Linked DNA regions of Homo sapiens: all the other regions are linked to region 2. The links are chromatin loops, found by intact Hi-C in ENCODE. Cell type or tissue: PC-9. All regions are shown on one strand.

Region 1 (2,500 bases), 60 kb before region 2:
TGGCCACCAACCAGCCCAACTGGGTGGGCAGGGCTCCTGGGAGAAACAGGCAGATGCTGCACGGGAATGAGGCCTGTGTGGGCCTCATGCTGAAGCTTCAGGGGCGGCTCGGTGTGAGTGCATTCAGGGTTCGATTCTCACCACCCCCAGTCCCTGCCTGGGCCTGGGTGAGGTTTGAGGGCTGACCCGAGGCAAGCCCAGAGCAAAGACAAGGTGCACATTGGGCTTTCCTGAGGCCTTCTCCCTCCAGTTCCAAGCCCTTTCTCAAACTGACTGTTTCCCCAGGACATGGCCCTGGGGGCGAGGCCAGAATCCCTTGTGGCCTCTTTTCTCTCTCTCTCTCTTTTTTTTTTGAGATGGAGTTTCGCTCTTGTTGCCCAGGCTGGAGTGCAATGGCGTGATCTCGGCTCACCGCATCCTCCGCCTCCCAGGTTCAAGCAATTCTCCTGCCTCAGCCTCCCCAGTAGCTGGGATTACAGGCATTTGCCACCATGCCCGGCTACTTTTGTATTTTTAGTAGAGACAGGGTTTCTCCATGTTGGTCAGGCTGGTCTTGAACTCCCGACCTCAGGTGATCTGCCCGCCCTGGCCTCCCGAAGTGCTGGAATTACAGGCGTGAGCCACCATGCCCGGCCGTTTTTTTTTTTTGAGACGGAGTCTCACTCTGTTGCCCGGGCTGGAGTGTAGTGGCGAGGTCTCGGCTCACTGCAACCTCCACCTCCCAAGTTCAAGCAATTCTGCCTCAGCCTCCCGAGTAGCTGGGATTACAGGCGCCCGCCACTACGCCCAGCTAATTTTTTGTATTTTTAGTAGAGACGGGGTTTCACCATGTTGGCTAGGCTGGTCTCAAACTCCTGACCTTGTGATTCGCCCTCCTCTGCCTCCCAAAGAGCTGGAATTACAGGCTTGAGCCACCAGGCCTGGCCTCGTGGCCTTTTTTCTTTAGGGGCGACCTGGTGGGTTCATCTGGAGCAAGGATGCCCTTCCTCACTTTGCTCAGAGCTCTGGGAAATTTCTGGGCCCTCTTAGGCAGTTCTCTTGATTCTCCCAGTCATGAACAAAGGCCCCCGTCCCCCACTGGGACTGGAACTCTTTGTTCTGGAAAGCTGAGTACTGCAGGGCAGGCCTGGGTCAGAGGCCACTGCCTGGTGTTCCCTCGGGGCAGAGTCCCCTCTAGCCACACTCTCACTGGCTTCTGAAAGAGGAAGGCTGACGAACTGGGTGACTCATCCCATTTCTGGAAAAGAGAGGATCAGGAGTTCAGATGGGCATGTTTATGACTGACGTCTGGATGAGATGACACGATAAACATAAGGGCTTAACAAAATTTAGCAAAGACTTGGGCAGCAGCCCATGAAGAAGTGTTTAGTTTTTCTATTAAAAAAAAAAAAAAGCCGGGCGCCATGGCTCACACCTGTAATCCCAGCACTTTGGGAGGCCGAGGCGGGCGGATCACGAGGTCAGGAGATCGAGACCTTCCTGGCTAACACAGTGAAACCCCGTCTCTACTAAAAATACAAAAATTAGCCGGGTGTGGTGGCGGGCGCCTGTAGTCCCAGCTACTCGGGAGGCTGAGGCAGGAGAACCGCGTGAACCCGGGAGGCTGAGCTTGCGGTGAGCAGAGATCGCGCCACTGCACTCCAGCCTGGGCGACAGAGCGAGACTCCGTCTCAAAAAAAAAAAAAAAAAAAAGCCAGCCGAGCGCAGTGGCTCACACCTGTAATCCCAGCACTTTGGGAGGACGAGGCAGGCGGATCACCTGAAGTCAGGAGTTCAAGACCAGCCTGCTGAACATGGTGAAACCCCGTCTCTACTAAAAATACAAAAATTAGCCGGGCTTGGTAGCGCGCCTATAATCCCAGCTGCTCTGGACGCTGAGGCAGGAGAATCGCTTGAACCCGGGAGGTGGAGGTTGAGGGAGCTGAGCTCATGCCATTGACCTCCAGCCTGGGTGGCAAGAGTGAAACTCTGTCTCAAAAAAAAAAAAAAAAAAAAAAGCCTTAATTCCAAAGCCACAAATGAGCCTACACCATTGGCTCATCTCAGCCTAAGAATCCAATTCCAGGAGGTAGGAGAGGGTGACCTGCGGTGGCCGAGAAGGATGTGACGGCTCTCCGAGGTGAACAACCGTTCATTCTCAATGAATAGTTTCACATGGACCCATGGACCCATTTCAGGGATTTGCTGTTCTTTAAAACACGGCAGAAAAAACCCCAAACAAAAATTCCTATGTACACCAGTCACCCCTTCTCTCTTCTGCTTTTTGGCTAACATCAGGCCAGGGACACATGGTGGCCCTAGCTCAGTCTTTGCTGGGACTTGGTGACAAGCCCAGGGACAAAGAAAACCAGTCTCTACTCTGACCTACCCCAAAGGGTGCCCATTAGGGACGGGGCAAATAAACAAGCTTTGAGATTTTTACATGGAAATCTCAAGGGACCAAGATTTCACTCACTCTGGTAAAACAAAAACAAAAACACCCTCCTTCTGTTCCCCGGAA
Region 2 (2,500 bases):
AGGCAGGAGAATCACTTGAACCCAGGAGATGGAAGTTGCAGTGAGCCAAGATCATGCCATGGCACTCTAGCTTGGGCAACAAAAGTGAAACTCCATCTCAAAACAAACAAGCAAACAAATATTCTCTGCTGGGTACAGTGGCTCACGCCTATAATCCCAACACTTTGGGAGGCCAAGGGAGAAGGATAGTTTGAGTTCAGGAGTTCAAGACCAGCCTGAGCAGCATAGTGAGACACTGTCTCAACAAAAAAAAATTTTTAAATTTAGGCAGACATGGTGGTGCATGCCTGTAGTCCCAGCTACTCAGGAGGTTGAGGCAGGAGAATCTCTTGAACCTGGGAGGTGGAGGCTGCAGTGAGCTGAGATTGCAACACTGCACTCCAGCCGGGGCGACAGAGTGAGACTCTGTCTCAAAAAAACAAAAAACAAAAAAACAAAAAACCACAAAACACACACACATACACAAACAATAACTGGCCAGGCACGGTGACTCACGCCCTTAATCCCAGCACTTTGGGAGGCCGAGGCAGGTGGATCACCAGGTCAGGAGTTCAAAAGCAGCCTGGCCAAGATGGTGAAACCCCATCTCTACCAAAAATACCACGCCCGGCCCTTGGTGTAACTTTTATTGAAAAAAAAATCCAAGTGTAAGTGGTTACGCGAAGTGTAAACCCATATTGTTCAAGGGTCAACTGTATCGGGAAATGGAGAGACCTACTTTGTTTTTTGTTTGACATCTGCTGCAATGGGAGAGAAACCTACTTTGGATGCAATGTAAAGAACGATGATTTCAGAAGAGGCCCCAGGAAGGTGTATTTGTGGGCAGTGGGCAGAGCCTGTTGGTGAGCTAACCCTTCATTTACAGGTGACAAACAGGCCATGCGCACTACGCGGCCTGGTCAGGAGGACACGGCACTGGGAGATCTTCCCCAGGGTGTGACCTTTGGCAGGTTAGGTCCCCACCCTGGCATCCCTTCCAGCCCGGGCATTCTGCGACTCCAGGTGCGTGAGGAACGTTTCTGGCACCAGGCACGCCCTGGGACTTTCCCCAGCCCTGGCCCCCGCCCCCACCGAGTAGGTGCGGGTGCCGCGGCGGGGAGCAGACAGAGGTCCCGGGGCCGCCCCACCCCGACTCCCGAACCTCGGTGCCCTCTGGCGGCCACGCTGGGCAGGACCGGGCTCATCGGGGGCGTGGCTCGCCCCGGAGGCTCCGCCCCTTCTCCCCAGGGTGGGGCCGGGGTGGTGGTTACCGGCAGAGGCTGCAGAGGTTTCGCAAGGACGTGACCTTTATGGGAAAAAAAAACCACTGTGTCACGCACGGTTGCCAGCCGGGGCCAGCGAGCTGAACTAGTTTTCTGAAGCCCGCGGAGGGAGGAGCCAGAGCGGAAACGTCCAGCCCAGTGACTCGCTGCCTACTGCCCCTCCAGGACCGCGGCGGCGCGCCCTGAGCCCCGGGGCACCAGATGGGGCGCGAGCCCGCACCTAACTGTGTCCGGGCCTGCCGTTGGGGCGACGTCACTGTCACTACACTGGGAGTCAGCGGAATGAGGGCACTCTCGCCTCTCTTCCTCCTTCCTCCAATTCCAGAAATGAGGCCCGGGAGCCCAGGCTGATCCAATCCAACCCCACTGAGCTGGGGTTTGGATTGGAAGGGCGGATGTGAAACGACAGAAGTAGGATAGTTTGCGAATAAAGAACAAGGGAGTTGGGTGCTTTAGCCACAGAATAGGTTCAGCCAAGGTCATTTAGAGGTGCCCAGCAAGAGGGGAGTGGCTACCCCTCCCCCATCCTGATCTGAGGCATGCAGTGGGGACGTCGGGGGTGGCCACAGGGGCTGTGTGTGTCCTTATTAGGACCCGAGAAAAACCCAGGGACTGGGAGGCAGGAGGACAGGGTACCCACTGGGTCCCAGCTCCACCTTCATATGTCACTCTGGGGAGCAGGTCACTTAATCTCTCTGGGCCTCAGTTTCCTCACTTGAAGAATGAGGGGTCTGGACAAGATTATGGAATATGTTTCGAGTACAATCAGGCCTAGGAACTGAAAGTCCCTGTCCTGACACCATCCAGTAAGTCAGAGAAAAAGGAAGGGTAAGAGGCCAAGGCTGTCACTCACCCGGTTCTCTTTCTATAGCTCCCTTACAAATTCTCACATGGGCTTCAATTCCCTTCAGCAAACAATTGTGCACTTCCGCCTGTGTGCCAAACCCAGGCTTGGGCCCAGCTTTGTGGGGCCTGGGGCAAGAGTACGCACGGAGGACCACACACTGTATGTCTGAATATTTAAAAGCTACACATCAAGCTAAAAAACTGTTAAATAAAACATGTTCTATCCTCCTATCTGAGCAGATATACCTTCATAACAATCTGGAAGGTTAAATTCAAGTTTGCAATTCTTGCATTCCTCAGCATTCTGGGCTAGGGTGTGATGGCACAGAGAGTGGCCCCAGCTCAAGGCCATGGCGTAGCTTCCCTCTATTCCCAGGCCGGATCCATCCCAT
Region 3 (2,500 bases), 89 kb before region 2:
ATCTATTTTTCAGCATGTTTAGTGTCATTGTTTCTAATGTGGCTGTCCTCTATAATGACTACTCTTCAATTTCTTCATTTTTTTTTTCCTCTTAGTTTTCTCTACATACACTTGACTGGGTTTTTAGGATAATTCTGAGAAAGGACTTTTTTTTGACAAAGCACTGTTTAATTATATTATGAAAGGATATTTTGTGACTTGGAAAGATGTTTATTATGGGAGAAAACAAAACGGACCAATACGATTTAAGAGCAGGAAATAGGTGTCTCAAAACAAGATAAAGTCAGCAATTCCACTCCTAGGAGGATTCTACCCAGGAGAAATGAAAATGCTAAGTATGTGAATGTTTTGTAGCATTATTCATCGTAACCAAAAAGTGGAAACAAAAATGTCCCTCAACTGACAAATGGATAAACTAAATATATACATAAAATGAGATACTATCTCCTCTAGGTGAACAGCCACATCCCCAATTTCCTCCCCCCTCTTCAAAGGGTCATTAGGTAGGCCTATCAGTACTGTGACATATCTATATTCTAAGGCTTTCTGTAGATGTATATCCAGTTTTAGTCCTTATTTTACTGTGTGAAGCAGATACAATCATGGTTTATTGGATATTTACTGTCTTCCTTGTTACATTGAAGATGTTTCATTTTTCGAGAGAAGTACCTCCTATCTTTCGCTGGAGATCCTCCATTCACTTCCTTTTCCACTCATTCTATTCCCAACAGCCCATCTCATTTACCTAACAGTCAACATTAGTGGTATGCAGAATGGTCCCTGAACCTCTTCTCCAGACCTCAATCACCTGATGGGATCTTTCAGTGCAAGGCGAGGGTTGACTTAGGGTGCAATCAAAACCTGATTTGGTGTCTGCTTGAGTATTGGCACTGGGAGATGTAGTGATTAATTTAGATTAGTCTTTCCTTTCTTGGAACCTAGCCATTTTCCTTTTGTGTTTCTCCAACTTGGTGTTGCAACAGAAAGTACCTGGGAAATGATTCTAGGGCAACTCTCCTAACAGGATCCTCCACCTCTGAGGTTCTCTCAGAAATCTGTGGTTTTGGTTTTGGTTTTTGCTTGTGTTTTTATTCCTAAAGCTCCCCAGGCAATTCTGATACAGCAGGCTTAGGTGTGGAGTCCACTGTTCACTCCCCTTCTTTTTGTCATTTGTTTCAGACTTAGCATTGCCATGATCATGCTTCTGGTTCTTCATTGTGGAAGCATCTCTGTATTCCAAATTAAAACAGATATTGCAAACAAAGTAATGGCATTCTATTACGTGGCCCCTATGGCGTGGTTCTAATCTACCATTGCAGCTTTAACTTGCCTCCCAGACCTTATCCTGTAGCTGAATGTCATGCTACTGTCTATGCAAATCCTGTGCTTTCTTCTGCCTTTGCCTTAGTTTTTGCTCACCATGTTCCTTCTAACTAGAATTGGAGCTAAACTAATGTTTTAAAATATTGGGCTGGGCGCAGTGGCTCACGCCTGTAATCCCAGCACTTTGGGAGGCCGAGGCAGGCAGATCACGAGGTCAGGAGATCGAGACCATCCTGGCTAACACGGTGAAACCCTGTCTCTACTAAAAATACAAAAAAAAAAAAAAAAAAAAATTAGCCGGGCAAGGTGGCAGGCACCTGTAGTCCCAGCTACTTAGGAGGCTGAGGCAGGAGAATGGTGTCAGCCCAGGAGGCAGAGCTTGCAGTGAGCTGAGATTGTGCCACTGCACTCCAGCCTGGGTGATAGAGCAAGACTCCATCTCAAAAAATATATATATATTGTATTCAGAATATTAAGGTGCTGGCCCGGCACAGTGGCTCACACCTGTGATCCCAGCACTTTGGGAGGTGGGTGGAGTTCAAGACCAGCCTGGCCAACATGGTGAAACTCCGTCTCTACTAAAAAAAAAAAAAAAATTAGCTGGGCGTGGTGGCAAGCGCTTATAGTCTCAGCTACTTGGGAAGCTGAGGCAGGAGAATCACTTGAACCTGGGAGGTGGAGGTTGTAGTGAGCCAAGTTTGTGCCACTGTACTCCACTGTGGGCAACAGAGTGAGGTTCCATCTCAAAAAAAAAAAATCTCTCTCTCTATACACACGCATACACACACACACACACACACACAATAAAGCTGCCATTGACAATTACTAGTGACATAGAGAAAATAACTTGTTCCAGTGGGTAGAGAAAAAAGTAGGTTACATCTCAGTGTGCAGAATGATCTTAAGTATTTTGAAAATACATAGAAGACCAGAAGGAAACCTGCTAAAATATTAATAGTTTTTGCTACTGGTTGAAATTATAAAGATTTTCTGCTGCTTTATCCTTTCCTGAGCAGATTTTATACGGTTAAAATGTATTTTCTAATAAAACTGTATAGATTCACAGGAAGTTGCAAAAACAAGAGAGGTTCCACTGTATCCTTCACGCAGTTTCCCCCAATGGTAACATCTGGCATACTGCAGTACAAAACCAGGAAATTGCCATTGGTACAATCCA

The links. A loop is a pair of places that touch in the nucleus more often than their neighbours do. Peaks named below come from ENCODE experiments on the same cell type or tissue, not always from the same donor. Only the 100,000 strongest peaks of a DNase experiment are listed, where the experiment ranks them.
Region 1: a loop joins it to region 2, with 8 times the contacts of the local background. A loop is called at or near these places in 7 of 110 quality-filtered maps.
Region 3: it touches region 2 in a loop (6-fold over the local background); 10 of 110 quality-filtered maps call a loop at or near these places.

Annotation. Positions count from the first base shown.
Region 1 is chrX:41,380,704-41,383,203 of GRCh38, forward strand. No RefSeq gene overlaps it. Among named protein-coding and RNA genes, the nearest start is that of DDX3X, 48 kb to the left of the region's middle. RefSeq lists an enhancer at 1,033-1,327. In PC-9, no CTCF peak of the experiment used is centred here; a DNase peak (open chromatin) is centred at 1,238; H3K27ac peaks cover 2,195 bases.
Region 2 is chrX:41,441,200-41,443,699 of GRCh38, forward strand. No RefSeq gene overlaps it. Among named protein-coding and RNA genes, the nearest start is that of NYX, 4.9 kb to the right of the region's middle. RefSeq lists enhancers at 831-880, 1,821-1,890 and a silencer at 991-1,500. In PC-9, a CTCF peak has its summit at 1,129 (motif pointing left); a DNase peak (open chromatin) is centred at 1,302; H3K4me3 peaks cover 509 bases; H3K27ac peaks cover 1,095 bases.
Region 3 is chrX:41,351,703-41,354,202 of GRCh38, forward strand. It overlaps a transcript of DDX3X not described here. Among named protein-coding and RNA genes, the nearest start is that of DDX3X, 19 kb to the left of the region's middle. In PC-9, no CTCF peak of the experiment used is centred here; a DNase peak (open chromatin) is centred at 989; H3K27ac peaks cover 1,298 bases.